Linked DNA regions of Mus musculus: all the other regions are linked to region 1. The links are chromatin loops, found by intact Hi-C in ENCODE. Cell type or tissue: left cerebral cortex. All regions are shown on one strand.

Region 1 (8,000 bases):
AACAGAATTACAGCCCCCCCCCTTTCTCTCAGGACTTTTTGTTCACATTGCCTGCAGGCACCAACTTCCTCCTCCCCCACCCTTGATAAAGACCGCCCATACATATGTACGCATTCATAAGTGAACACGTTTGTGCAGATGTGTGTACACATGTGTGGGTGTGGGTATGTGCGTACGGCTGCCCCGGGAGGCCAGAAGCACTGGATCCCCGTGAGCTGCCGTACGTGGGTGCTGGGGACCAACTCAGGTCCTCTGCAAGAGTATCACGTGTTTACCTGCCGAGTCACCTCTCCAGCCCCTTATCTTAATTTTATTCAGACGACATTTTTGAAAACCCGATTCATTAATTACATGAAGATGAGGGGCTTCATTTTATTGTTTCTGATGGGGCTAGTGGTGGGAGTCTATAATGGACCCACCTCATACTTGGAAAGTTACTATACACAATTTCAGTTTACTGTCAACTAAACAGACTGCACCGCAAACACTCCTTCCGGGAAAAGCGATGCCCACCTCGTTTCTGTAGGGCTTCACGTACACAGTCCACTGGTGAGTGTGCCCGTCTTCTTCTCTCTTCTTTCCAAAGTACCTGGCAACATTGCCATAAACGATTGGCTTAACGATGGTAACCCCCTAAAAGAAAAGCAAGCTGAAAATCAGTAAATACTTCACCAGCACCTGGATAAACACCATGAGCCGCGGCGACTTGGTTTAGGGAGCCGCAGTCTAACCACGTACGGGCTGACTTAGAACAGGCGTCTCGAGCCAGCGTCACATTCACTAACGTTGGCACAATGCTTCCCACGAGAGGGGCTGGGGAGATGGTTCAGGGGTTGAAGAGCTTGCTGCTCTTGCAGAAGGCTACAGTTTGGTTCCCAGTCCTCACATGAAAAGTGGGTTGTTTGGGGTGTTTGTGTGCACGCTGGGCGCCCTGTGCAGCACATGAGGAGGTCACAGATGACTTGAAGGAATAGATTCTCTTCCTTCCACCTTCCTGAGGCCTGCACTGAGGTCATCAGACTTGGTAAGCCTTTTACCTGCTGAGCTCTGCATGTAAAAGCACCTGAGTACTTGATTAGAGAAGAACAAAATGCCTTCACAAACCTAAAAGCTAGGCTACTGAGTTCAAGTTGCCATTGTGACCGGCTCTGCTGGCTGGGAAAGGCTTTTAGATTAGCCTCTGGCAGTGTTTACCAAAGCACAGCACAAAACCCAAGGTCGGTTTATGAGAGAATTTCAGGGCAAGCATTTTCTGCTGTCATCCTTATTATGCACATACAGTTTGGGTATGGAGTACCCCCTCCCCCAAAAGGCTTATTGCTGGTCCCCAGCTGGCGGCTGAGAGGCGCCTGGACTACAGAAGCACCTTACCAAGGGATTAGCATACTGATCAGCTCACAGCTGAATGGCCTAGGAGATGGGGACAGTGGGAACACACAGGCCACTTGGGTTGGGCCTCTCAAGGGCCTATCTTGTTCCTGCCTCACCCCCACCCCTTCCCCAGCTACTAAGGAGGAAACTCAATTTGAGGACTACAGGCCTAACTTTCTCAAGTTATCCTGAACTACAAACTTCCAGATTTAACTTGTGCAAGTAGAGAAGAGTTTTCCCATGAACCTTTTGCTCTGCAATCACTTCCTACCATCCCCAAGCCTTACCTAAAACCCTGGGCAAATGCACAGCTCTACAAAGCCTCTTATACTAACACAGACTTTTACCTGGTATTTCTTTCTATTGCATTTCAGGGCTTTAGGATTTTCGATGATTTCTCATCTTACATATACTGTTAAGGCAGCTATGGATATATAGACACTATGATTAAGGTAATAAAAATAATATGACACCGATGAGGATTTTAAAATTTTTGTAGACTGATGTGATTTCTTTTAAGGAAAAAAAAAAATCCTTTCTGTGATAAGATCTGTAAGTAGAAGCCCCTTTTAGGGGCACGGGGAGAGCATCCTGAACCGGTACCTTAAAAAATAACCAGCAGGGCTGCCTCAGAGGTTAAGAGCACTGACTGCTCTTCCAGAGATACTGAGTTCAATTCCCAGCAGCCACATGGTGGCTCACAACCATCTGTAATGAGATCTGATGCTCTCTTCTGGTGTGCCTGAAGACAGCTACAGTGTACTCATATACATAAAAATAAATTTTAAAATTAAAAAAAAAAGTAACCAGCAGATGTAGGAAGGTGGGAGGGGGTGGCGAGCTGGAGGGATGGCACACAGGGAAGAGACGACTGCAGCTCAGGCTGGACAGCACACCTACATGGTGACACCTGACAACCGACTCCTGCAAGTCGTTCTCTTACCTCCACCCCTATTAATAATACACATATAGATGGGAGGGAACTGAGTGTCACAACGTCCAGTGTTAAGCAACCTTCACTAAACACGAACGAAGCTAAGCGCTCTTTGCTGACTTTATCAGCACGGGGCTTCGGGAACGACAAGACGGACGAGCCTATCCAGGGTCTGCGACTGATGCCCTAGCCACCCCGGCACCTTTGTGTTTGGCGGTGCGGAGGCGGTGACGAGGACTCGGGGCCCAATGAGCGCCGAGCTTCCGCCCCGCGCGCCGCGCCTGCGCACTGACCTTCACTCTCCCGCCGGAGTCAGGTCCAAATTCCGCCATTCTCTTGAACATATTGTCCCCGGGAAGGAGCCGCGGCGGCCAGGGAGAGAGCTCAGGCCGGCGGGGTAGCCGCTCCCCTCACGAGCCGGAGGAGGGCGGGTCGCCTGGGCTCGGGGAGCCGGACAGCCACCTCCTCCACACGCGCCGCGTCGGGGTCGGCCATTCAGCCCCGAGCTGGGAGAGCCGAGCGGAAGGGCGGGGGAGGGCGGCGGCGCATGCGCAACGGGCTCAGGCAGACAGTGCGCACGCGCGAGGCTGCAGCCTTCCCCGGTAAGAGCCTGATGAGCTGTTGCAGCGGATAAAGAGAGATGGGGATAAATTTTAGGCAGAAGTTAAGGGTAGGGAAGCACCAAAATGGTGAACGTTTGTAGCTTTAGGGTTGAGATAACCCCACACACTTCAAGATGATAGACTCTGGAATCAAAGCTTCTGATTGGGCAGGTCAGATAACTGGGCGTGGGCTTGGTAAAGAATATGCTGCCAAGCCTTGTGACCTGAGTTCGATTTCCAAGGCCAACATGATGGCACTACAGAAATGACTCCACTTCCCGCTCTTCATGGCTCAATCTGTTCTGCTGGCCATGTTCAGTCTGACTTTTCCAGATTCGTCGGGAATCTGTTTTCTCCCTATCTACAGTAAAAACCTCCTAAACCATGCCTAAGAGGGTCATGTTCTTATTTTCACTCACCATTCTTCTCTCTCATACCCTTCCCCAGTTGGAACTCTTCTTTCCAACAAGCCCCCCTCCTACTTTCATGCCCTCTTAGTTCGTGACCTATTGGCTTTAATTGGCGTTTCCTGTCCTACTATGGATGTGGGATTCTTTACCGAAGCAAGAGTAATTTATCAGTGGTACCTTACTAAAGAAAATGGCATCTCTTTCCCAAACAGTCATGAATTTTCAATAGTCCCTCTGGGAAGGGTGAGGCCCCTGGACCCCTCCCGCCATCCATGTTGAAATGTTAACATGCAATCGCAGGTCCTATGCAGATAACCGCAGCTGCAGTAAGTTCATGAGTGCAATGGCCACGTTGTGGCCAGAAGGTGTCGTTTTTGATACATGTCTCTCCATTCTCTGGCTCTTTATACCCTGAAATATTCCCCAATCTTGGAAGGAGTGGTACAACTGTCCCGAATAGTGCTAAGCACACCACCATCTCTTATTCCTGGGCGTTTTGGCTAGTTTTGGGTTTCTGCATTAACCACTGCTCATTGCAATAAACTTCTCTGATGAAGGCTGGGCACAGCACTAATCAATGAGAATAATCAGGAGACCGAGAAGCGAATTTAACAGCATGGTCAATCAATTTTTGCTAATTTTTAAAGAAAAGATTTATTTTATGTATGGGAGTACACTGTAGCTGTCTTCAGACACACCAGAAGAGGTCAGCGGATCCCACTACAGATTGGTTATGAACCACCATGTGGTTGCTGGGAATTGAACTCAGGTCCTCTGGAAAAGCAGCTAGTGCTCTTAACCACTAAGCCCCCAATTTTTGCTAATCTTTAATAAAAGTATTTTTTTTCACTGTATTATCTATTGAGAGAGAGAAAGAGAGAGAGAGAGAATGAATGTGGGTCCTAGAGATCTGGTTAAAGTCATCAGGCTTGATAACAAGTACCTTTACTTTTGCCAGCCCCTGTTTTTGATAATCTTGGCTGTTTCTATAGTCATCCCGTATTTTGAGGTTGTCCTGGCAGCTCTTGAGTATGTCCTAACTCTGTTTCTTAATTGATATCTAAATGTCATTCCCCTTCCTTGATCACCTGATATAAGCTTAGAGCTTCTAAGGGAGACATTCCCTCCAGGAAGGAGACAGGAGGTTCCTGAGACTTGGAAAGTAAACAACTCACAGGCTCAAGAAGTTCTGAAGCTAACAAGATACACGAGCCGCCACCCCACCCCCCCAAGGTTAAAGAAGCAGGAAGGGATGATTGGGGGAAGGGAGGAGACAGAAGTCTAGGACAGAGCCTGTGCTCATCCTGTGGAGTTGACTGGGGGAGACTCTGTCCTACTGAGCTGCTTGAGAGCCACCCAGCAAGCTCAGGGTTGTCGGATGTCCAGTCACCACCCACTGGGGCCTGGGCTTTTCAGTGATGCAGTTGCCTTTGAGGTAACCCTGTTCCTGTGAGGGGCCCCTCACCCATACTCTCATGAGTAACCACAGTAGTTTCACCGGTTTGCCAAGATGGACTCTGGTCCAGTTGATGCTTTGGTCTTTTCTTGCTTCCCTCCTCGGGAAAGGCCATGTGACATTTCTTATGGCTGGTCTCTGCTCTACATTTACACAGCCCTGAGGTATGACCTAGTCTTCTTCAAGCTGTTGTCCTGGAATCATGGGAGAGTGAAGAATAAGAAAAACGTGTTGTAATGAGAGTCTACCACGTTCCACTCATTATTCTAGGTGTCTGGGATGTGGAAAGGAACAACAGAGAAGAAATCTTCCAGGTATGATGGTAACCACTCATAACCCCAGCACTCAAAAGGCAGAGGTCAGAAGTGTTCAGGGCTAGCCTGAGCTAAATAGGAAGTGCCAAGCTGGGCATGGTGGACTAGGACTGTATCCTCAACACTCAACAGGCTGAGGCAGGAGGTTTGCTGAGAGTTCAAAGACCAGACTAGGTTATGGAGTGGGCTCAAAACAACTAAACGATAAAAAGTTTTAGCCAGCCTGAGCATCACAGGGAGACCCTTTCTCAAAAAGGAAAGATGCACAGTGAACCAACCAACCATGAGCCCTCCTTCCTCTCAGGACAGAGGTTTGGCATAGTGCCGTGCTTCTCAGCCTTCCTAATGTGGCAGCCTCTTAACAGCCCCTCATGCTGTGGTGACCCCAACCATGACGTTATTTTCGTTGCAATTTCATAACTAATTTTACTACCATTATGTATAGTAATATGAACACATTTGAAATGCAGAATATCTGACATATAACCCCTGTGAAAGGGTCATTGGGCCTCCAGGTTGAGAATCCCTGGCATAGTGCCTCAGAGAAGGGACATAGGTAATGGAGGAAAATGCAGCCCCCTACCCACCGAGACGGAGGAGCCTGAGGGCAGGGTATCTATTATACAGCAGGGTCATGTTGGGATATCGATTATGGCACATTGATAATTGAGAAGAAACTTAAGTGATGGAAAAGGAAAAAAATTAGAATGAATTCTGTGATGGAGGTATTGGTATAGATGTATTTTCAATTCAAAAGACTTGGGGATAAGTGTAGTGCAAATGTCTGTATCCTCTAGGTTTCCCCACCAATAGGGCGTGGAAGTAATGACATCTGAGTCCCAGGTATTTTTTTTCCATTTATCTTGGGGTACGAGTGGGGAGCATGCCATGGTGTGTGTGTGTGTGTGTGTGTCCTCGGAGCCTCCCCCACCCCAAGAACTTATTTTTAAAACATCATTATTTATTATAAGAAACCAGGACTCCTTGGAGAAATGGCTATTCCCGATCTAAAGCAGGAAAAGAACGAGATGAGTCAAACAGCCAGAAATGCAAGAAGTGCTCAGAGAAAGAGGCGCTCATAGCAAAAATTCCAGGGAAGGCAGTTTCCAGGGTCTCACTGAACAAACCCCGGATGATGTGGCGCTGTCAAACGATCGTCATGGTTACAATTTGTAATTGAATAAAATAAAAGGTGTGGTCCACACTACTGTAATAAATAAATAAATACATTCATAAATAAATGCATAGATCAAATTTTTGAAGAGCAATAGTTTTTAAGTGTCTCCACTACAAAACACTGTACAGTGGAGATGGTTTGCAGACATCATCTTAACAAGGGTTCCCAGTGAACACTTCTTCTTTTTCACTAGCCAGAAACATTTTGAGTTCTGAGAGTGACACTTGGGTCTTTGAAAGTCTGCCTATGTAATAGTAATGAAAATAGCTCCCCCTTGAAAGCCTGAAAGCATGCCATGGATCTGTGCCCCGCGGATCAGACAATCCTCTCTGCACAATGTGCCTTCTGAATTGCTATCTTGCAGCAGATTGGGAGGGGAGGAGGTGGCACGGAGTGAAAAGGGCATCATGGGAATTTCACTTTTCACTTTAGACTTCGCTTTTTTCTGTTGTGCTGAGAAAATAACATCAAGAAATGATTTTCAACCAGGCAGTGGTGGCACATGCCTTTAATCCCAGCACCTGGGAGGCAGAGTTAGGCAGATTTCTTGAGTTCAAGGTCAGCCTGGTCAACAGAGTGAGTTCCATGACAGCCAGGACTACACAGAGAAACCCTGTCTCGAAAAACCAAAAAAGAAAGAAAGAAAGATAAAAAGATGATTTTCCCAAGGTTCTGTCTGTGGCTGGTGGAGGAAGGCTTCTCTTGGTTTTATGCATTGGGCATATACAGGGTACAGAGTTTCCCAAATCCTGAAACCACTGGGGGGGGGGTGTCCCAGAATTACTAACCAATGTGATGGAAACACCTCTTTTCACTTGACTATAAATTAATACATACCTAGTATTTATTTTTCACTTAGGAAGTCTACCACTGAAAACATTTATCTCCCAAAGCAGCAAGCAGTGTATCCAGATGTTAACCTCAAGCTCCCCCCAGCAGTTCATGGAAAGGGAAATGGGCACAGGCTAGGGTATAACAGAGCTCATCGGTAAATTAGAGAACACTGCAGTGGCGGTCGCGTCAGCCCCTACTGGTCTGCTTATCTAGCGGACTTATTTATTCACTTAAATGTATTTGTTTGGTTTGTTTGTGAGACAGACTGTGTTGTGGGCACACAGTCCCAGGCTGGCCTTAGGCCCTCAGCTGTATTCCTACTTCAGCCTCCTAGTAGCTCTTGCTATTCTGGAACTCGCTCTGTAGACCAGGCTGACCTCTGCCTCCCAAGTGCTGGGATCAGAGGCAGGTATGTATGCGCCACCACCACGCGGTGGTATGGTCACTCTTAACTGGCTAAGACAGATTTGTGTCTCTTGATACATAAACTTGTGGCAATCAATTTTTTCTCACCACCTGTAGGCCCTCGGGCTCAAACTCAGGCGATCAGGATTAAAAGTGCCTTTACCGGCTGAGTCGTATCATCGGCCACCAGGTTTTTATTGTTGTTGTTGTTCAGAATTAATGTTTACTTTGCTGTGTGTGTGTTATCCTGTGTATCCATCCCTGTGAGGCCATTTGTGTGTCCAATACACCCATCATGTGAGCACTTTCTTTCTTTTTTTTTTTTTTTTTTTTCGAGACAGGGTTTCTGTGTGTAGCTCTGGCTGTCCTGGAACTCACTCTGTAGACCAGGCTGACCTTGAACTCAGAAATCCGCCTGCCTCTGCCTCCCAAGTGCTGGGATTAAAGCCGTGCGCCACCATGCCCAGCTATGTGAGCACTTTCTTGTTGAGAATTTT
Region 2 (8,000 bases), 110 kb after region 1:
ATGAAGTCTCTTTGGGACCCTGCCATCAAGCTCACTCATTGCAGACCATACAAAAATGGTGGAGCACCTCCAGGAAGGTGGCCTTAGCCTATCCTAGATGGCTCCTAACAATGTGCACCATACAATGTGCATCTCATGGCCATTCAGTATCAACGCCAGAGATCCAAAGCCATAGAACTATCTAAACTTGAGTGGGAACGTCGAAAATTGTAAGCCAATTAAAAAAAATTGATACCCATATCTTGTTACAGTTATACAAAGTTAATACATACCTGTTCAAATCTGCTACTAAGGCAAGAACTTTCAATGCAGGAATATATTCCTTAGTTCCATAACTGGGTTGCTCTTTATTATAGTTATCTCTTTGTTGACATTTCCTTTTCTTCATACTGAATTTCTTGATTTTTCTTAGTCGTCCATGCTTTTAAACTTATAAAGCATCTTTGTGATGATTTTGAATTCTTCAAGTTGTCTTCTGGAAACTGCTGTGTGTGTGTGAGTGTGTGCCCGAGCGTGTGCGTGTGCACATGCACATGTGGTGGTTTGAACATGTTTGGCCCAGAGGGAGTAGCACTGTTAGGAAGTGTGGCCTTCTTAGATAAGGTGTGGCCTTGTTGAAGGCCTACATTGTGGGGGTAGGCAATGAGACTCTCCTAACCATGTGGGAGCCAGTTTTCTAGTGGCCTTCACATGAAGGTTTCTTAGCTCCTCCTGCACCATATCTGCCTGGGTGCTGCCACGCTCCTACCTTGATGGGCCTGTAAGCTCTGAACCTGTGAGCCAGCCCCAATTAAGGAAACTCTTATAAGAGTTGACTTGGTCATGGTGTCTGTTTACAGTAGTAAAACCCTAAGGTAGAAGTTGGTACCAGAAGTGGCATTGCTGTGATAGGCCTGAGCTTACTTTTGTTTGAAGAAATGTGGCTTTTGGAACTTTGTACAGCAGCAGAATGCTTTAAGTGCGGTTTAATGGGCCGTGCTACTAGGAGCATAGAGGACAGTGGTCCTAAGCATGTTTTGAACTGTGGGGCCATAACTCAAAGAGGTTTCAGAGGACAAGACTTTTAGTATGTAGCCTAGAGACTGCTGTTGTGATATTTTTGTGAAGAGTATGGCTGCCTTTTGCCATTGTCCGAAGAGTCTGCTTGAGGCCAAGGTGAAGAGATTTAGATTGCTTTGACAAAGAAGTCTCCAAACAGCCCCTGGTATACATTCTGATGTGTTCATTCTTTGTGTGTGTGTGTGTGTGTGTGTGTGTGTGTGTGTGTGTGTGTGTGTGTGTGTGTGTGGTTTTTCGAGACAGAGTTTCTCTGTATAGCCCTGGCTGTCCTGGACCAGGCTGGCCTCGAACTCAGAAATCCGCCTACCTCTGCCTCCTGAGTGCTGGGATTAAAGGCGTGCGCCACCATGCCCGTCTCTATAGTACATTCTTATGAAGAGTCTTTTAATGAAAAATAGCAAGCTTAAAAAGAAAAAAATACAAAATGTATGGTTCAAAGAGTAAAAGGGCACCAAGAAGTGCAATGGAGCTAAGTCCTATGTTCAAGGAGATAAACAGATCACCGGAGTGGAGACTTTGGGGCAAGATCCTGCCCAGCTAAGTTTAGGTCCAGAGCAAGTTCTAATAGAGAATAGCTTAAGTCCAGGCATGGAGGACCACACTTTTAATCTCAGCACTTAGGAGACAGGCATCCAGGTCTTTGAGTTCAAGGTCAATCTACAAAGCAAGTTCCAGGACAGCCAAGCATAGGCCGTGAAGGAGTTAGAAAACAGAAAGCTGATAATAGAACAATGGGGCATGTTCCAGCAAGCAGAACTCTGCAGCTTCAGCCAAGTGGCTCTTCTGGCTTTAGAGTCAAAAATAAAAAGGGCTTCTGGGACAACTGATGCTGGTTAGCTGAAGCTAAGAAATTAGCAATGATTAAGAAGAGACCAGCGTCACCGAAGCAAAATCTTCTGGGAAGTGTTTTCTGGGAGCACAAAGAAGCTGTGTTCCGGAGATAACCAAGGCTGTACCTCGTGCTGCAGCAGTAGCTGGTAATGTGTAAGAGTTACCCAGGTAGTACTGGTTTTGAAGGTATGAAGGGGTTATGGAGAGCAGCCGAGGCTTGGCACTGTGAGAGGTCAGGGAAGGCCACTGGTGAAGGTGCAGCCTCAGTTGCAGTTGATGGCCCAGGACTGAAGGAGTCATGCAAAGAAACTGAGGCTTGCCACCATGAAGAGAGCCCATGAGAGGCTACTGGTGAAGCCTAGTTGCAGCAGAAGTTTCCAGTGAATTAAGAGATGCCAGTATCATGGTATGATTACCAAGAACAGCAGCAGCAGTGGAGTCGAGTCAACCAGAGCCTAGAGTGCTACATTGTACAGTACTGGAGAAGGGACCCAAGCTCTTTGAAGGAGCCCAGATCATCCTGTGTGGATCCAGACACTGGAATAAGAAGCTGTAAAATGGAAGTTGCCTTGGATATCCCAAGTTGTAAGCGATATCAGAGCTGTGTGAGGCGTGCTGAGGAAAGCTGCTAACAGGGAATGGAACCAGCCCAAGAGAAAGAAGTTTGTTGCTGCTGAATGACAGATCTGCCAACAGTAGTGACTAAGCATGAAAGAAGTTGGAGATCTGAGGAGCGCTCGGACATCGGACACAGAGATGTGAAGCTTGCCCAGCTGGTTTTCTGTCCTGCTTTGGTCCAGTATTTTTGACTTTATAGGGGATTCAGTTAAGAGACTGCATGGATCTCAGAAGAGACTTTGAACTTTTAACTTTGTTGAGAGTGCTATAAACAATGGGGACTTTTGAAGTTGAATTAAATGTATTTTGCATTATGCTATGTTTAAGTATGGCCCTCACAGACTAATGTGTTTGAACAAGCGTATGGGGACCAGGGTGTGGAATGTGATTTGAATATGCTTGGCCCAGGAAATAGCACTATTAGGAGGTGTGGCCTTGTTGGAGTTAGTGTCACTGTGGGGGTGGGCTTTGAGACCCTCCTCCTGGCTGCCTGGAAGCCAGTCTTCTACTAGTGGCCTTGAGATGAAGATGGAGAACTCTCAGCTCCTCCTGCACGCCACCATGCTTCTGCCTAGATTATGAACGGAATCTCTGAACCTGTAAGTCAGTCCCAATTAAATGCTGTCCTTAAAAGAGTTGCCTTGATAATGGTGTCTGTTCACAGCAGTAAAACCCTAAGATGGTATGCATGCATGTGTGTACTCCACCTCATCTTTCACCAAACTCAGTACTTACTGATTACCTAGAATGGCAGACCAGAAAGCTCTGCCCTGCCTCCCAACCCTGTGCTAAAGTTACAAACATGAGCAACTACCCCACCCCATCCTACCCACCGTTGCCATTTTTTAAAATGCTGGTGCTGGGGGTTTGAACTCAGGTCTTGATGTTTGTATAGCAGTCATTTTACCAACCAAGGCATCTTCCAAGCCCATTGTTTAAATGAGGGTCTTACCTTTCACTGTTGTAATAATAGTACCCTGACAAAAACAATCGAAGAGACAAAGGGTTTGTTTTTGGCCCACCTTTCATCATAAAGGACAAAAGATAGGAGTCCAAAGCTGACCACATTGCATCCAATCAGAAAGCAGAGATGAATGTCTGCGTTCAGCTACTTTCCTTTTTATGCAACATGGGACCACAACCCATGGAATTGCGCTACCCTGTGTGGGAAGGTCTTCCTACCTCAACTAACCATATCAAGATAATCTCTCAAAGTCATACCCAGAGTCTTATTTCCAAGTCCTATCTCAAACTGACAATTGAGATTAATCATCACAGGTCATTTTGTCCACTTCTGTCTTAGGAATTTTTGTTGAGATTTCAGTATTTAAGAAATCAACCATCTTTCCCAGACTTTAGGGTCTAGCTTTATATAGAAAACTTCCCATCACCTGGCTAGAGAATCTGGGTGTTTCGAAAATGGTTTCTGGAAAGGTGACTTCTTTGGGTTTGTACGTGTCCTTTAAACATAGATATGTGCTAAGATTTCAATTCAGGTTACTTTATGCTATGGTAATCCCAGCACCAGAGCTGCACCTAGTGTCTGCGTGTGGTACTGCTGACTGGGGTATATTTTCCTTTCATAACTGTTAGTGCTTGGACTCAAAGGAGTATCTGAAGACAAGAAGCAGGAGGAAGGAAACAAATAGACTCTTCTAGGAAAGAAATGGTCTGGCCCAGAAAGATTACGGTCAGGTACAAAGGAGTAAGATTCATCAGCGTCAGCTCAAGGAGAACACTTCCCAGCAGTGTGCTTGAGGAGAGGCTCATGGTGAACAACAGCCATGTTTAGGTCCACTGTCCTGTCCGAGAGAATGAATGCTGGTACTTTGAGGCATCACGTGGGACCTGAGGCGTTAGACTTACTTACCACTGGCCTAAACCTACTATCCCTTACCTGCACGTGTCCTGACTTAGTCTAACACTGGAATTTTCCTCTACCCAGTGATAGGTGAAAAATACCCTTAGGGCTACTCCAAAAGAAAAACAGCATCAAAATCTCATTACTAAGAAACATATTCCTTGATTTTATTTGAAATTAAAAAATTCAAAGCAAGGGTGATTTAAAAAAAAAAGATTTATTTTTTTTTGTTTTATGTAAATACACTGCCGCTGGCTTCATCTTCACATACCAGAAGAGGGCATTGGATCTCATTACGGATGGCTGTGAGCCACCATGTGATTGCTGGGATTTGAACTCAGAACCTCTGGAAGAGCAGGCAGTGCTCTTAACCGCTGAGCCATCTCTCCAGCCCCCACAAGGGTAACTTTTAAATCATTTTTTAACTTACATTATCTTTCTTCACATTTAAATTCTCTGAGCAAAACATTGTTTTAAAGTACTGTTTTTGTCATAATTTGGGAGAAATATTTAAGATTTCTTCCTACCATTTTCAAGGCATACTAGAAGCTTAAATTGTCTAGAATACATTTTATATAGTAGGTTATTGTACTGTTATATGCATGTGTGTGCATTCACATGCATGTGTGTGAAAATGTTTATTTACAGCCCAAGCAGTACAATAGAAGATGAGAACACATGTGTAGTCTCTGTGGATCTCCTTGGCTGCATCCCGCTACTTCCCTGCCCTGTTACTAACATGCTGAATTGTTAATCATTTTCTTGCACTACTTTCCTAATACAAAACCCCTACACATTTGCAATTTTCTTTCTGGGAACGTACATAAATGGAATACTGAGGATTTTCCTAACTTCTTGAAGTCAAGATAATTTCATGATTCATATATGTGTGTGTGTATACATACATATACATATATATATATATGCATATATATATGTATACCTAGTTAAAAGTTGTTATCAAGCTACAAAATGTTTTATCATATGACTGTACGATTTATTCTGAATATTTGAGTTGTTCCCCTTTCCCCTCTTAAAGATATTACAAAACTATTCTTGTAAGTATCTCCTGCGTGAAGCCAAGTGGCAGAACATACAACAGAAAAACAGCATGATTAATACGTGAGCTAGTCCGGGAACAGGCAAAGCTTATGGCCAAGGTGTTTGTAAAGATAATTTAAGTCTCAGAGTTGTCGTCCTGGGAGCTCGGGGACAGGAAGAAGAACCTCCCACTTTTACTCTGGAGACCAAACCTAGGTCATTATGCGCACAAATATTCTATTATTGCTGTAGCCTCAGCCCCGTTATAAACATTAGTCTTTAGTGAGTTGTGTATTTCAAATATTCTTCTCACGGTATAGGACCTTCCCTCCTCTTTCCACTTTAAAAATTGCCCTTTTTACTATTATGTATTAAAAAGATTCTCTTGCACCAGCTGTGGTAGCTCATCAATGTCAGTTTCAAAACTGCCAGGAATTAAGAGGCCAGCCCGAGTTACAAAGTGAGTTTCAAGGGAGCCTGGGCTACAATGTAAAACTGGTCCAAATAAGCAAACGAAATACCCAAACTTCTGAAATGCAAGGTCATTCATTTATTTACTTATTTTATTTGTTTGTTTGTTTGTTTGTTTGTTTATTTTGCCTCTAACATCAAGTACTTACTTGGCCCCCCCAGAGTTATTTCTATAGACTTAAATATCCTGTTGTAACATCTGCCTCTCAGAATAGTCTTCAGCAATTCCCACTCTACCACAAGTCAGCTTCACACGAATGGTTTCTGTCTGTCCCTATTGTTTTCTGTAATCTACCTACTAATGCATTGAGCCTGGACTATCCTACTTAGTGCAGGTCATGGTACCTGGCTAAACAAGTCCTACCTTGTCTCTATCTTCTTAGTACTCATTTGCCTCTCAACTCCCAGATAAAGTTCTGAGCCAGGCTGTTACACTCTGTAACAAAATCCCTTGGGATTTTAATTTAACTAACTTAGGATAAATTGTATTACAATACTCTCTCTTCCTAACTAAGCAGGTGCAATAATTTTCATTCATCTGACTGACTTCCGGTAAGTTTAACACTTCCAGCAGAAAGGACTTCACATTTTACATTAGCTACATTGGTTTCTAAACTGATTCTGTACATTGAGTTTGCTCAGTTTTTGATTCTAGTAGTTCACATTGTGTATTTGCAAATGATTCCTAAAAAATAATTCCTGCCACATTCTCCCTTGACTCCAGGATCGATGCTCGTACAATAGTGCTGAGAAAGTGGTCAGTATATGTGGTTCCCACTTCCTTCCAGACGGCCCAGCGTGTTAGTCTTTACCTCCTTTCTCAGGTAGCGCAATGCTTTCTTTCTTTCTACGTACATTCATTTCATTGCACATTCTTCACGCCTGTCACTGGAGAAGTATCTCATTTCCTGGTTCAAGAAGACAAAATCTATACACTTTCACCTAGGGCTAAGAGCAACCTAATCTCCTGTATGTATTGAGTCTAGACACTTAACGTTTTATTCAGAACTTGGGACAGCATAGATTTATTTAAAAACCAAAACCTTAAAATGAGAGCCTGTATAATGGGTCTTTGCTACTTTGTGGGTTCTTCCTCCCACCCTTTATCCCACCCATACCACGTCACTGCCATCAGTAGGTAGGAGAGAGAGGACAGAGGATTCCGGAGTCTAATTTCTCTTTTCTTGTGTCTTCTTTGCTACACTGTGGTTCTTCTTTTTCCCACTCTTTACCCTGACCCCATTTCACAACCTATCACTTGTCCATGGCTAGACATCTTACTCTATCTGGGGAAATTCAGTGTTATAAAATAGCTATTGGAGTTTATGGCCCTTTGCCCTGAGGGATTGAGAAAGAAGGATGGGGGGGGGGGGGCAGATTCCTGGACCTAATTTCTTTCCTTTTGTTTCTTCTTTGAGCAAGACGACTAACAAACTGCAACCAACCCCGCTGAATGACCACCAACCACCAACCCTGCCTCTCCGCGCCCTAGCATTCATACACCGCCTGAAAAGTTCCCAGAATCCCAAATGTCACACAATCACAGAAACTATCTGGAGCTGACAAAATCACACCTCTGCTAAAGCACAAATTAGTATGCTGCTGTGGTCAGTTTGAAACAGCTCCATATCCCAATACCTGGGATTAAAACAAAAAACCATTATACTTCTATCTTTAAAGAAACTAAAATTCCAGAATTCTCCCATCATTTTCCCCATGTATTAAACCATTAATTAAGCTGGGTATAGTGGGAAATTATAAACAGACATTTTCAATGAAATAAGAGCTTTTTGGGTCAGTGTGCTTTCTACTGCAGTGGCTTTGCCTTTGATGTTAGGAAACAGTAGCAGCTGAGATCACCTGTGTAAACTGCATCTCTCTTTTGACATAGACCATAATTAATTGTTGAAACGGCCATCTGTAATTCCTAGATGCACAGTGAATCCCTGGGAAGTCAACCCACTCCCCCTCTAGATCATCCCTACTGAACCTCAGGGCAAAGAGCCATAAAGTCCAATAGCTATTTTTTAACACCTAATTTCTCCAGATAGAGTAAGATGTTTACCCATAGACAAGTCTAGAGCCATGATGCCTGCACCTGCTGATCTGCATGTCACTC
Region 3 (8,000 bases), 210 kb after region 1:
ACTGCACTGGGCAGGTCCAGCCTGAGGCTCTGCAGGAGTGGAAAATAAGGAGTGAATTGAAAAAGGCAGAAGAGCTGAGGAGAGGGCAGCTGAGAGGGGTTGGCAGTAGAAGCGTTTGCTGTACAACCTGATAAGCTGGGTTTGATCCCGGCTCACACAGAGGAAGGTGAGAATGGATTCCCACAAGTCTCCACACAGATAACATGGCACACAGATGCCCCATCTTTCCTCCTCCTCCTTCTACACACACACACACACACACACACACACACCACCACCACCACCACCACCACCACCACCACCACCACCACCACCACCATTTAACCTTTGTTGACTTGGAACTCACTCTGCAGACCAGGGTGGCCTCAAACCCATAGAGACCCACCTACCTCTTCCTCCCATGTGCTGGGGTTAAAGGTATGCACCACTGTGCCTGGCCATTTAAAGTGTTTTTTGTTTGTTTGTTTTTTCGAGACAGGGTTTCTCTGTATAGCCCTGGCTGTCCTGGAACTCACTCTGTAGACCAGGCTGGCCTCGAACTCAGAAATCCACCTGCCTCTGCCTCCCGAGTGCTGGGATTAAAGGCGTGCGCCACCACGCCCGGCTCATTTAAAGTGTTTTAATTCCTTTGCCATCTTGAGAGCCCAGGCTGTCCCTGGGACATGCCTGTTTGCAAACACATTTATATTTTCTGTTCTTTTTCTTCCAGACAGTTCATCCGTTATTAGGCTTTTAAGGAATACTTAGTAAGTTAGACTGTGGGCAAACAAAAATCAATAAAACGCTATTCTTGCCGAGGCATTAAGTCTTGTGGGAGAAAGAAACATTTAACCAGCAAAGACAAAAAGTCAAATTCAGCAGGCTCTGGGAGTCTCGGAGAGCTAGCCTCTGGCTCCGTTAGGGACAGTGGTCACAGATGGATTAAGACAAGATCGGAAGATTAAGATCGGAAGTAAGGTTACGCTGAGAACATGACCAGTAAGACTCAATTCACAGAGGATAGGATTAGCCACTAGGCAAACGTGATTAATTTGTTGCCTTTAAGTATGTAAAAGCGCTTTTTCTCTCCACAGGCATAAATTCAAACTTGCCGTGATCTCCCGTTATTCCCGCATAGATTTCCAGCCTTGCCTCGGGCTAGTGGTTGGTTAGCTCTTTAAAGTTTGAGAATCACGTGGGCTAATATATGAATGATTTCAGCAGTCTCCACTAGAACCAATTCTAGCCATTCCCCTCCGTTAAAGACGTCTTACAGGCTGGCTCCCTGCGAGACTCTGCCTATAGGGGGCGCTCGAGGGAGGCCGAAGAGGTCAGGGCCGCCGCAGTTGCAGAGCGCAGACTTGTCCCACAAACCGCAGCCCCCTTTCTAGTAACAGTGGAGTCCGGTGTGCAGTTTTGGCAGCACTGGGTTCGCCGTGCCCGATGCAGAGAACGAGCATCAGCAGATTTCTAATTTAAGCAATTCCGGCCTCTTCTCTTTCTCCTCTCCGAGCGCTGTGGGTGGCAGCTGCTCCCCACCTTCGCTCATTTGAGTTAACTTTAAGGCAGGGACGTTTGCCAAGAGTTGGAGAGGCGCAGGGCAGGTGAGGGAGCATTGCTCTCATCTGCTGGGTGAGCTGAAATGCTTTGAAATAAACACCCTACTATACACAGGATAGGCTCCTACAAGGGATTCCATCCAGTGTAGCACCAATAGCAGGGCCGGGAAACCCTGGTTTACAGTAACCCCTTCAGTTAGAGATGACATGTACTACAAAGCCATCATTGGTATACTATTAAGACTATGCAGAGACAAAACACCTTTGAAAAGGAAGGAAGGAAGGAAGAAACCACTTGTGGTGGCGCACGCCTTTTATCTCAACACTCGGGAGGCAGAGGCAGGAGGATTTCTGTGAGTTCCAGGCCAGCCTGGTCTACATAGAGTTCCAGGACAGGCAGAGCTGTTGAAAAAAAAAAAATCTTTGTATTAGATCTTTCTGTCAAGTAATGTTGTGGTTCTGATTAAATCCTGCTGATTCAACTTTTTCAGAGTTACTAAAAGCAGTTAGGCTGCACATGGTGGCCCAAGTGAGTAATCTCAGCAAATGGGGACAGGATGAACACCTCCATCTGAGGGGGCGGGGCAGGAGGCGTACTTCCATCTGAGGGGCGGGGCTGTATAGAAGTTCACAGAGTTGTACAGATTCAGACCTGGTTAATTTTGGTGTGTGATGTTTTTTTATTTATTTTCAAGGTTAAAAAATATAAAATTTATAAGATTAAATGAGGAATTAACTAGAGGAAACTTAAAATTTCATGTTTTAAGTCAACGAATGAATTGTAAAGGATTTATGATTAACTCGTCATTACAAAATCTTTTTTGGTCTTTAATCCTAGCACTTGGAAGGCAGAGGCAGATGGATCTCTGTGAGTTCAAGGCCAGCCTGGGCTACATGGTGACTTCCAGGACTACATAGAAAGCCCCTGTCTCAACACAAAACCAAAGCCAAAAATCAACACAACACAACACAACACAACACAACACAAACACCAAGACTGGATACAGTACATAAATAAGGAGTAATGGAATTGTTTATGGCATCATGATTGTTGGCGTAGAACCTAAGGGGGTGGGGGGTTTGGAGGACTGCTGTCCTCACAGCAACCTCATCAACGGGATTTTATACAATCTATATTCATTTATTATTTAAAAATAGCTTATTAAAAAATCCTGCTCTATAATATACTGCCCCATAAACGCTGCTCAACGGAAACCTCAGGCTAGCGGTTGGCAGGTGCATTCTCGTTGCCCTTTTTTGTTTAGCCAATGTTGCAGAAATGTACTACTTGGGGGTGAGGGTGGGGAGAGTCAGCTTTGGTGAAGACAGAACCTTGTTTGCATATGGTGCTGGCAGCACCGCCCAAGGACAGCTTGAGGAGACCTAGGCTCCCCCCTGTGCCAGAGTCCCTCGGTCTTGCTACTGAGTTCGCTCCCTTAGGCATTCGCCTCCTGGAACTCCAGACGAGTTCTTGGTCATCTTTTGCCATGATTTTACCAATCCTCAGAGCAGCAAAGGTATTTCTTAGAAAGTCCCAGGTAACGGGTGACCTGAACCTGGAGCCAATAACTTGAAGAGGTTCCTAATGTGTCCAGCCCTGTTCCAGGCAACCTGCGTGTATTTCTTCATCTAATTCGTCCAATAGTGCCATGAAGTAGGTCCTTGCTAGTGTTAATTCAGCACTGAAGAAACCAAGCAAGGCTGGGGTGAGGGGTTGGGGTTGGGGTTGGGGGAGCTGGCAGAGTGCTTGCTAAATTTGTGCAAAGTCCACAGCTCAATTCCCTATTCTCCAGAAAGCAGGTATGGTCGCACGTGCCGGTAATCCCAGCACGCAGGAGGATCCGAAGATCCAGGCCATCCTCAGCTATATAGAAAGTCCAAGGCCAGCCTGGGGTACTTGAGACCCTGGCTCAACACAGATGAGTAAGTTAATTAATAATAAAAAAGTTTAAAGAAAATAAAAGAAATCAAAATGCAGAATGTTCAAGTAGCTTGTATGTGCTATCAGACAAGAATTTCAACAAGCTGTCTAAATCGAGGGATCCTTTAAACTAATATTTAAGAATAGCCCATACAGTGTGTTCAGACGCCTCTTATCTGTTTAAAGAGCCGGCTCAAACCAGCCTGGAGACAGAATATTTTCAAACGTGAACCATCTGGTTGTTACAAGTCAAACCACAGGAAGCCTGCATTAGAGTTGGCTCTCCGGTTGACTGTGCCCAGCCTCTCTCTCTCTGGTTTCCGCTTCTCTTTGAGTGTTGACTTCATTCTCTCAAATAATGGCGGTGCTTCAGACTTGTTTTCAGTGTGCTTATTAAAGAGTACCCTCAGGATCAGCTGCAAGACTGGGCAGAAGAGGAAGTCAAGCCACGATGCTCTCAACCAGGGTCAGCTCAGTAAGAGCTTCAGAATTCTGCGCTAACAAAGAGACAGAGTAAATAAAAATGACCCGAAGGCCTTCCCGTGGCCCGGAATCTGACCTCAGCAGTGACAGTATATGACTTTGTTGATTGTGCTGACCTCTATCATTGAAATGTCCCGAGGGACTGAAGAGCACGCATACCAATGAGAGAAAAATGTCACTGCGACGAGGGCCGGAATCTTGCGACTCCATCAGGGAGAATTCTCCCTTTCATGGTGGCTCCCAGATCTCGTTTAGCCTGTAAGCTAACAAGAAGAAGAGGCGGTCAACGCACACGTGGTGGCCATCACGACAAACGGGATGACCTAAGAGACAAACGATTAGACGGCAGCGCCACCGTGTGGTAGTCCACGTCCTCACCGCAAGCTGAGGTCGGAAGAGGGTGTCTCTGTGATCAGGAAACGTGCAGTTTTTGTGACATACAAGCAAAGGGGAAGGGCAGGTCCGCGTCCCCACACTGGATTCATATTTTCTGGATTTGTTGATGCCCTCCCCCAGTTCTGATCTTGCTGGCCTCTGTACTGCCTGCCTTACCTATCTGAACTGACCGTGTACCTGTGAGCATCCAGTGTAATATGTTTATTCCACACAGATTAATTTCAAGTCCTCGGGGCAGTTTTCCGTCTGCTCTGTGCATAGTGCACAAGGCTAATACAGTTACAAGAGCCCAGAATGTGGCGCCGGCCCAGCTCTCTGGTGATGCTGCTGCACGCACACACGCGGCACTATGCTGACACCTTCCTTTTCTAGATCTCTTGAATAATCCACGTTGTTCTGCTCTGCATCGGCCTCCTTTAGATACTCCAGGAACTGCTAAACACTCGCTTCTCTCTGAGGACACGTCTAGTTCTTGAGCTCCTTGCTTCAGTTTAAAATTGAACTACCTGGCTCACCCACTCTGCGTTTTCACAAGATGCCTGGTTACCTACCATTTAGTCCAGGTTCTGCCGTTAGGGGTCCCACGCTCTGTTTAGCCTTTGAGCGGCAGGTCTAACACTGGATCAAATCTCCTTGCTGTGGCTGGCCTTTGGCCATCTGTCCCAGAAGGGCAAGCCTTGTTCTCCCAAACTCCCTCTGTCCTCTCTGGATTCTTCCGTATCGCCAGCATCTCAAGTAGAAGAACCCAAACTCTTGCTGAAGCAAACCTCCACCCATTCCAGAACAAAGCCAGGGCGGTCCTCAAGCCAGCCAGGTTTCCCCGGCTATGGGCATCTGTTTTCCATGGCATGGTGGCTGCACCAAGAATGAGGTCCTCTCTCCGTTAAAGGGCACACCCTTCAGAGAGGACCTGGAGCACAGGACTCTCCTGTGTCAACAGCAAGTGTCTGGGATGTGATGCACTCAGTCAGCACTTTGGTCCATTGTTGAGTAGACAGAGCACTTCCGGGGAACATCGTGGAGGGATAGGGGACAATTACACTGAGAGCATTAATGCATTCAAGTTTTACAGTAGGGTTGTTACTTCTATCCACAGGTTTCTAAGCATATCTCTCTGTGTGTGTGTGTGTGTGTGTGTGTGTGTGTGTGTGTGTGTGTGTGTGTGTGTGTGTAAATGTATGCATTCCACGGCAATTGTCTATTGAGTTTGCTCCTGGATTACCTGACTCCTCTCATCACCTCCAGGTCTAATTCTTAGCAACACGAGGACGATATTGCGCCACCTACTGTCCAAATGTGTCCTGCCCTTTCTGCTTCAAATTCTCCTCTCATTAGACCTAAAATAGCGCCCTCGTCCCCACTCCCAGCCCCCTCTGGCTGCCTCTCACGGTTGGGTTTGTAATTTCCACTTGGCCTTTACATTTCCATCCAGCCCCGTGGGCAGCCATCTCTAAGCCTGGTGTCCAGCTGAGCTGGCTTTTATGCGCTCACAGCAGCCCTTCCAGGTGCCCACGGTGGTGGTCCAAGGATCGCAGCAAACCGGACTGCTTATGTAACTAGAGACATAAATTGGTCCCAGGAGTCCTGCAGCGAGTTACTGAAATAACATTCTCTTTATCACAGGCCCGTTTCCACAGGGCCTTTTTACGGGGTGCTTATGCAACAGCCGCCCCGTCAGCAGAAGTCCTGGAAGCGAAGAGCAGGGTGATATTTACAGTGAATAAATCATCGAATTCATTACATAAGAACTTAAAAATACTAGTGTTTCTCCTAAGAACTTGGGAAGTTCAGAAAAATCTATACCCGGTCTTAGCAGAAAAGTGACGTTTCAAAAATTCCAAAGCAGTCGGTTAATAATTTCAACAGAAGCGAAACTCGAGCACCGTGGGAAACGTCTTCCCAGCCTTGACTGGCATTGACTTTCGGCTAGTCTCTTCAATGTTAAGCAATGTCAGCCAGTTAAATAAATGTCCACAAACGAAGTCTTTGTTAAATTGAAATTTGTTTTGCTCCAAAATGACTGTTTACACAAGACAGAGACCTATGCAGTGGAAATATAAAGGCATAAATGAGGAAGGAGGCTACACAGGAGATTTCAACTCTCTTCGAATAGTAGGTATATCAGAGGGCTTCATGTTACTGTAACGAAATGCCTGAGACAATCGACTTACAAAGAGGAAAGGTTTATTTTTGCTTATAGCTCTACAAGTGGTAGGTAGCCTAGAACCAGATGGCCTTAATCTTTGCGGCTCTGAAAAGATGTGGCAAGGCCATCCTCCTACATCTGAAAGACACTGAGATATTGGGGTCCCAGAGTCCCCTTCAAAGACATGTTTCTAGTGACCCAAGGACCGAAGGTTTTATGAAACCTCACCTCCTCACAGTTTCCCCACTTCTCAATAATACTTTCCTGGAGTCTAAACCTTTAACACAGTGGTCTTTGGAAACTACTACCCATTTTCAAGCCATAGTATGTGTGTGTGTATGCACATATATGCATGTTGGTTTACCTTTGCTAAGGCTTGAACCCAGGGCCTTATACATACCAGACTCTGCCACCATGCTACATCAGCAGCCTATAATTTGTTTTATTATTGTTATTATTTGCGTATGTATGCTTATGTTCATGTTTACATGAGGGTACAGTTGTGCATGTGACTGCATATATTCCTGTGTGTCTGTGTCTGTGTGTGTCTGTGTGTGTGTCTGTGTGTATCTGTGTGTGTATGAATGTGTATGTCTGTGTCTGTGTGTGTGTGTGTATCTGTGTGTCTGTGTGTGTATGTATCTGTGTGTCTGTGTCTGTCTGTGTGTGTATCTGTGTGTCTGTGTGTGTATGTATCTGTGTGTCTGTCTGCATGTGTATCTGTGTATCTGTGTGTGTGTCTGTGTGTGTGTGTGTATGTGTGTATGTATGTGTGTATGTATGTGTGTGTCTGTGTCTGTCTGCATGTGTATCTGTGTATCTGTGTGTGTGTATGTGTGTCTGTGTGTGTATCTGTTCATGTGTCTATGTGTGTGTGTCTGTCTGTCTGTGTGTGTATGTATGTGTGTGTCTGTCTGCATGTGTATCTGTGTATCTGTGTGTGTGTATGTGTGTCTGTCTGTGTGTGTATCTGTTCATGTGTCTATGTGTGTGTGTCTGTGTGCATCTGTGTGCGTCTGTGTGTGTGTAGGACAGAGGGCAAACCTACTTGTCATTCCTCAGGAACTATGTTTTGAGAAGGCTCTCTCTCTTGACCAGAACACACCCATTAAGCTAGGTTGGTTGGCCAGCAAGCCATGGGATCTACTTGTGTCTGGTTCCCCAGCTCTGGGATTACAAACCTGCCACCAAGTCTGCCTTTTTAGATAGGTTCAGGCATTGAACTAGGATCCCCGTGCTCGTATAACCAGCATTGTACCTGCTGAGCCATCTCTCCAATCCTATATTTTTAAAATGGTAAGTAGATATACTGGGACTCATTGTGTTTATTTATTAGTTATTTATTGATTTAGTTTGAGACAAAGTCTTGCCCTATAGTTCAGGCTTTCCAGAAACTCCATATTTAGCCCAGATTGGCCTCAAATTACAATCCCTTTACTTCAGATTTCTGAATGTTGGGGTAACAGGCAGGTTACCACCATCCTGCCTTTATATTTTTCTGTCAAAAAGTAAATTC

The links. Hi-C counts contacts between places; a loop is a spot of excess contacts. Peaks named below come from ENCODE experiments on the same cell type or tissue, not always from the same donor. Only the 100,000 strongest peaks of a DNase experiment are listed, where the experiment ranks them.
Region 2: a loop joins it to region 1, with 2.0 times the contacts of the local background. A loop is called at or near these places in 4 of 42 quality-filtered maps.
Region 3: a loop joins it to region 1, with 6 times the contacts of the local background. A loop is called at or near these places in 16 of 42 quality-filtered maps.

Annotation. Positions count from the first base shown.
Region 1 is chr10:117,221,661-117,229,660 of GRCm38, forward strand. It overlaps Yeats4 (YEATS domain containing 4), which reads right to left and starts at 2,847. Exons shown (of 7, transcript NM_026570.4): 1 at 2,599-2,847; 2 at 514-633. The coding sequence starts at 2,649. Gm31963 (a long non-coding RNA gene) reads left to right here and starts at 2,826. Exons shown (of 4, transcript XR_872061.2): 1 at 2,826-2,907; 2 at 4,931-5,087. In left cerebral cortex, CTCF peaks have their summits at 2,077, 3,676 (motif pointing right) and 3,876; DNase peaks (open chromatin) are centred at 2,620, 2,820 and 3,566; H3K4me3 peaks cover 1,863 bases; H3K27ac peaks cover 1,191 bases.
Region 2 is chr10:117,326,669-117,334,668 of GRCm38, forward strand. No RefSeq gene overlaps it. Among named protein-coding and RNA genes, the nearest start is that of Lyz1, 38 kb to the left of the region's middle. In left cerebral cortex, a CTCF peak has its summit at 4,058; DNase peaks (open chromatin) are centred at 2,535 and 4,069.
Region 3 is chr10:117,431,290-117,439,289 of GRCm38, forward strand. No RefSeq gene overlaps it. Among named protein-coding and RNA genes, the nearest start is that of Gm32141, 12 kb to the right of the region's middle. In left cerebral cortex, CTCF peaks have their summits at 1,273 (motif pointing right), 4,302 (motif pointing left) and 5,654 (motif pointing left); DNase peaks (open chromatin) are centred at 1,437, 2,092, 3,812, 4,296 and 5 more places; H3K4me3 peaks cover 579 bases; H3K27ac peaks cover 1,635 bases.